2 separate regions of the Homo sapiens genome follow, and region 2 is linked to region 1. The links are chromatin loops, found by intact Hi-C in ENCODE. Cell type or tissue: MCF 10A. All regions are shown on one strand. Links, peaks and the distances in the headings refer to the core of each region. The heading gives the core; the rest is flanking DNA. Region 1 has its middle 73 kb from the start of ACKR3. Region 2 overlaps COPS8-DT (COPS8 divergent transcript).

Region 1 (2,910 bases), core at 174-2,673:
TCCTTCCTTACCCCTCCAGCTCTGACAACTCTAGACATTCCTGGACATGTGGTCTCATCACTTCCATCTCTACCCTCCACAGTCACATTGCCTTGTCCTCTGTGTCTCCCCTCTATATGCCTCTTATTAGGACACTTGTATTAGTCAATTTTCATCTGCTATAGCAGAATACCACAGACTGGGTAATTGACAGAGAAAAGAAGTTTATTTCTCAAGTTCTGGAGGCTGAGAAGCCCAAGGTCAAGGAGCCTGCATCTGGTGAGGACCTTCTTGCTGCATCAGCCCATGGCAGAAGGTGTTCCAGCACATGCTTTTTGAGGGACACATTCAAACCATACCACTTGTCATTCGTGATCTTTAGCTTAATTATAGCTGCAAAGACTCTTTCCAAATATGGTAATATTCACAGGTCCCAGGGACTAGGATGTGAAGATATTTTTTCAAACGGGCCACCATACAATCCACTACACATACTTTGTGAGTGTTTGAAGATAACATTTTACTCTGCTTTCTCATAGGCTGCAGTGCGTACTATTCGGGAGGACTGAGTCTGGAAGCGTGACTGACGTGGGGAGATGGTACCTGGAGTGCACAGGTGGGCTGCCTGGTGTCATTCAGGAGATCAAGGGGCCAGAAATACTCCTTTCCAGGGGCCATGGAAGGCAGTGATGGCCAGGGGACCATGGTAACATGAGGAGAACTGTGGCCAGTTTATAGGACGCGCAACCCAGTCAAACATGGAGTCCCTCCCAACTGAGGCATCAGTGCCCTTCACCTGGGCTTCTCAGAAAGAAGGGCCCAGAAGGAAGGTATTCAGAGTTTGTTCGAGATGTTGGACAGAGGACAACTAGAGGCTGCATAAATGTGTTCTGAGGCAATTCATTACTTGGGCTACCATATTTTAAGATGTGAACCCTAGAAGAAACAAGATCCAAAATCCCTAAAATCCTTAGGAAAACCAGCCTCTGACACTCCCAGGATGTTAATTCTCATTTTGGGGAGCAGAATCAGCTTCGTGTTTAACACACAAAAAGCGTGGCTAGGTCAAGCCTTGGCTTCTCCTTGGAAAGGGGGTGTGATTCTAGCAAACCCAGACACCGGTTGTGAAATCTGGCAGCCAGAGGCTGGTGACAGCACTCCAGGGAAACTCGGAGAGTGCAGAAGCCGGCCCCTCCCGGGCTGAAAATAGGCTTCTTTGAAACCCACCTCAACTGTCATCCCAGGGACTCCTTTGCCTCGACTGCAGCACTTGAGTTCAAACGACCCCTTGGAAGGCACAGGGCCGGCCAGCGTGCGTGAAAACACTCCCTCCCTCAGCTGGAGGGAGGCACCCCACATCTGTAAGCTACGGGTGGAGGAGAAAAGAGCACTGCCTGACGCGACCTCATCCAGGAAGAATGTGAATGGCCCCAACACTGAGTCAGCCTCACGGGGCTGTGTTTCTGAACCTCAGCTTGTTTTGGAAGCCACTTAACAGCCCCTCCTCTGGCAGGAGCTGTGTTGGACGTCATTCCACTCCGTGGTTCCCCAACAGACGTGTGCATCAGAATATTACGCGGACTTTTTCCCCTAGACCGGGCCCCACCCCAGGCCTGCTGATTAAGAGCTCCCAGGAGTGGAAGCCAGGCATGTGTTTGGAAGTTTGGGATTTCTGCGTGGTTGTAATATTCCACGAGTGGCTCAGACGTTTACCACTCACTGAGAGGCATTGAGTCCACTGACCTTAGGTAGCCTCCAAGAACACAGAGGCCCCGGGAAATCAAATGCTTTGTCCAAGGTCACAGAATAAGTTCATTCAGACCCCAGCCTCCTAACTTCCCCGGTGTTTACTTTTTTCACATGCCCACAGCCTTTTAGGGAAGAATCAATCCCAAGATATTTGAGGATTCAGAATGCCTCATCCTGGTACACCCAACCCAACTCCCATCAAGAAAGTAAAGAAATGATGCTTAGTTCGGAAACATGGCAAGAAAGACCCACTCCAGTGCCAAGGCCGTTTACGAGCTGGAAACCCATCAGCTCAGAAAGTATTTGTACCATGGCCAGGAGGGCTTAGGGAAACTCTCCACTTCTTATGAAAGAAGTAAAATCTTCTTCCATAGAGCTTAGGAATTTGAGGGGCAAAGTTAAGGGAAGATTGAATAGAGCAAGTTGATTCTCACTGACCACTCACAGGAGCTGGCCAGGGAAATGACCCACTCCTAGTGGGGACCTAGAAAGCCGTAAGACCCCAGGAGCATGGAGCTACAGCATTGACAGTTCCACCCTGAGAGCAAGGATCTTCCCCTAGGTGACCGAAGTGGTGTGATCACCCCTAAGAATGGAAACATGAATTTAACAATCTCATCTTCTCTACCGCCCAACTTAAATTTCCCCAATTATCCCAACTTGCCTTTTATGGTGGTTTTAGTTTTTGTCTATGCATAGGATGCCTTGCATATCACAATGCCAGTTTTGCAAATTCTATCTTTAAAGCATTTGTGTAGGATTATACTTGTACATGGCGCAATGACAGATAAGATGGCAGTCACAAAAGCAGTCCTGTCCTCAAGTCAAGAGTAGCAATTCTCAACACCAGTGTCCATACAACATCTGAAATTCCTTGAAAAATGTATGCGTGGGTTTTGCGGGGAGAGCATGCAAAGCTTTAATCAGGCTTTGAAAGGAGTTTGTGCCTTTAAAAATAAAAAAGATTAAGGAACACTGATGTGGGGGCCAGGACACGCAGAGTACCGAGCCAACGCAATCAACTGATTTTCACGGGCTTCATTTGTCGTAACCATAGATGCTGTTTGCATACATTATTTCATACGTCCTTACACGTGCATGTTATCAGCCTTGTGCAAGAAGAGTTGGTAACAGCTCCACGGCCATGATAGTGGTTAGGGGGAAAGTTGAGATTCAAACCCA
Region 2 (2,910 bases), core at 255-2,754, 330 kb before region 1:
CCAATCATAGGTTCTGCAATAGTGATGTTATCTGCAAGAGTAATTGGGGAAGTTGCAAGTCTTATGACCTTTGGAATAATGGCTGGTAATTATTTAGAATTCAAGCCCTTCTCATCCTCCTAACTTGGTGGTCTTTCATTAGTTTTACAAGAACTGATGAGACCTAGAACTAATGAAACCAAGAACCCTAACCCTAAGTTGAGTTTAGGGGAAGGGCTATCATTATTTAAACTGGAAACCAAATTTCTCCCAAATTAGTTTGGCCCACGCCCAAGAATGAGCAAAGACATCCAGCCAGTGAGGCTAGAGGCAAGATGGAGTCAGGCATGTCATATTTCTCTCACTGGCATAATTTTGCAAAGGTGGTTTCACCTTCCCCACTCCCAGCATTCTCTCTGTCGCTCCCCTCCCTCCCCGCAGACACTTATGTAATTCTGTTGTGAAGTTTCCGAAATCCTACCGTCAGCTGAAGAATGACAAGGTTCATGCATTTGGAAAGGAGAGCTTTATTTCTCCTAAAGGGTTGTATCCTGCAGGGTGGCCATTCTGATAGGCTGGGAAGCAGAGCCTCCGGCCAGAAGCTGGAAACAGGCACTTTGAGGGTGGAGAAAATAAGACAGGAATTTATGCTGAAGCAGGTGGCCAAATATACATATTCAATAAGTATAAGAGGAGTCATGAATATTTATGAAATATTTATCCCCTGGCTGCCCCTTGCTGAAAAGACTGGGAGAGTGAGCATTTAGCTCTTTCAGTCTCCTCTTGGAGTCAGGAAAAAGAGAAGTGATTTGGGAATGGACGTTAGGTTTGCCAAACCAGAGTCCACTATCCCTTCCCAGATTGATCCCAAGGCACTGTGGCCATATGGCCAAGATCAGAAGGAAACAGACAGAGATTCAAATGCATACGTGCACAAGCTCACACACATGTGACAACACAACCTCTCAACCATGAAGCAAGTTTAAAAGAAAAAGGGTTCTTTTCCTTTACCACCCTCAGCTTGCTTTCTGATTTGGGAAAAAGCCACAGCCTCTCAACTTGGAGGTTTTCCAGCCCGTTACCCAAATAGAAAAGAATAATGCTATGAAAATAAAGCCAGGTGGACGTGGCAAGGTGAGCACCAGGGGCCAAACCTATGATCTTCTATTGATTCGGAAACAAACCTCAGAGTGTGGCATGAAGAATAATCATGATAATGAAATAATAGCTGTGTTGTAAGAATGCAAAGTTGGATGCTAACATTTGTCTGAGATCATGAAGAAGAGGAATGGGAAGTTCATGACATCTGTGAAGTTAGTGACTAAGGCTGTATGGTAAGGAAAGACCTTGGGGATTTCAGTGAAATTCTGAATTCAAAGAGCATGATGAATGTGGGGTGGGGCTGTGAGGCAGACAGCAGAGAAACCTGAGAGCAGATGAGGCTGGGAGGAGGAGCTGCCCCCGGTCAGGAGGAGGGAGGGCCCGGCTCGGGGAATTCTGTGGGCAGAGTCCAGGGATCTGCTGGTTACAGTCGTGATGGATATGCCATGACCTTCGTACCAGGAGGGGCTGAGCTGGGGCAGTGCACAGGCAGCGGCTTCCTCAGTGACCCCAGAACTTGGAAGAAAGGCAGCGGTCTCCAGGGGAGGTTGGTGGTGAAGCCAAACTAGAAGTGCTAGGAGAGTGAGAAAAGCCAGGTCGGTCTCCAAACATACAGCACCCTCAATGCACAGAGATGTTGCCCTCAAAGACCCTTGTCCTGCTGTGAAATGCCTTGCACCCTCCAGGGCTGCTGGCTGAGTGCTGAGGGAAGTGTCCCAAAGAAGGGAAATGTCAAGAAAACAGGGTCCCGGGGAAGCCTCCATTGTTGTTTGGCAAATGGCCCATCCTTTGGGGGACAAAAGGATGAAATAAGGGAAGCAGCAACAGGTCAGGCCCACAGCCTCCTGCTCGGCTCACCCTGAGCCAGCCTTGGTGATAAGAAGGCAGAGGTGGCGATGGTATCTGATGCATCTGACCCCATAGACATGCGGTCGAGGTGGTCCCGAGGCCCCTGGAGGCCCCACCATGTGGAGTTGGGAAAGAAAACGGGCAGGAGGCAGATGTTTTTGACTCAGGACTGGGTTTCGTCAGCCTCGGCGTGAGCCCATCCTGGGCTGGTGGGCTGGCAAAAAAGAAACCGGGTTTTGAGGCAAGAGCTAACTCCAGGACCTCAATGTTGGAACACAAAAAACCCCTTCCTAGCTGGTAACGCTCAGCCCTCATTTCCTGCCACCACACACATTCTGCCCCGGGAAACGCACGTTATAGGAAAGAATGCTTTCGGGCAGTATCGGGGAGAGGAGGGGGGCGGATCGGCTGAAACGCGAGCATGAGTTGGAATCACAGGTGCAGAGTTTGTGCCCCTTCCTCCTGGGAACGCCTCTGTCCCTGGACTCAGCCCCCTGCCCTGGCTCCTGGTTGCTCAGGGCTCCGTCCATAATCTAACACATAATAATGGGCTCTTTTAAATGGCCTTACCCATATGTTTATTTTACAAGGTACTTTCTGAGCAAAACTTAGCTGTACAGCTTTTATATCAAGTTGACCTCCTCCACTTCTCACTCGAGGGCACCGAAGTGAAGTAACTGCGTGGTGACTGATGCAAGACGCTGCTCAGACGTGGGCTACTTCCTCAAGGAGTAGTCCATGCAGGGAGCGAGGAGATTTTGTTACATCTGCCCAGATGAAAACATTCATTGTCACCCAATTCTGGGCCTCTTCTGCCAGATGTGCTGATCTGTCTCCCACATTATCCATCTGCTTAGCTGATGGCAGCCCACGCTCGCTCCAGAGCACAGAGTTTTGTGTCCTAAATGATCGGGAGCAGGCATGGAGGTGAGCTTATCCATCATCAAACACACCGCCACACTTCCAGTCCTGTGATAGTCA

What was found. Peaks named below come from ENCODE experiments on the same cell type or tissue, not always from the same donor. Only the 100,000 strongest peaks of a DNase experiment are listed, where the experiment ranks them.
Region 2: it touches region 1 in a loop (9-fold over the local background); 3 of 110 quality-filtered maps call a loop at or near these places.

The regions. Positions count from the first base shown.
Region 1 is chr2:236,641,405-236,644,314 of GRCh38, reverse strand. No RefSeq gene overlaps it. Among named protein-coding and RNA genes, the nearest start is that of ACKR3, 73 kb to the right of the region's middle. In MCF 10A, for the core only: no CTCF peak of the experiment used is centred there; DNase peaks (open chromatin) are centred at 1,104 and 1,494.
Region 2 is chr2:236,971,398-236,974,307 of GRCh38, reverse strand. The region is part of intron 1 of COPS8-DT (COPS8 divergent transcript); the gene reads left to right. Among named protein-coding and RNA genes, the nearest start is that of COPS8-DT, 110 kb to the left of the region's middle. In MCF 10A, for the core only: no CTCF peak of the experiment used is centred there; a DNase peak (open chromatin) is centred at 1,367.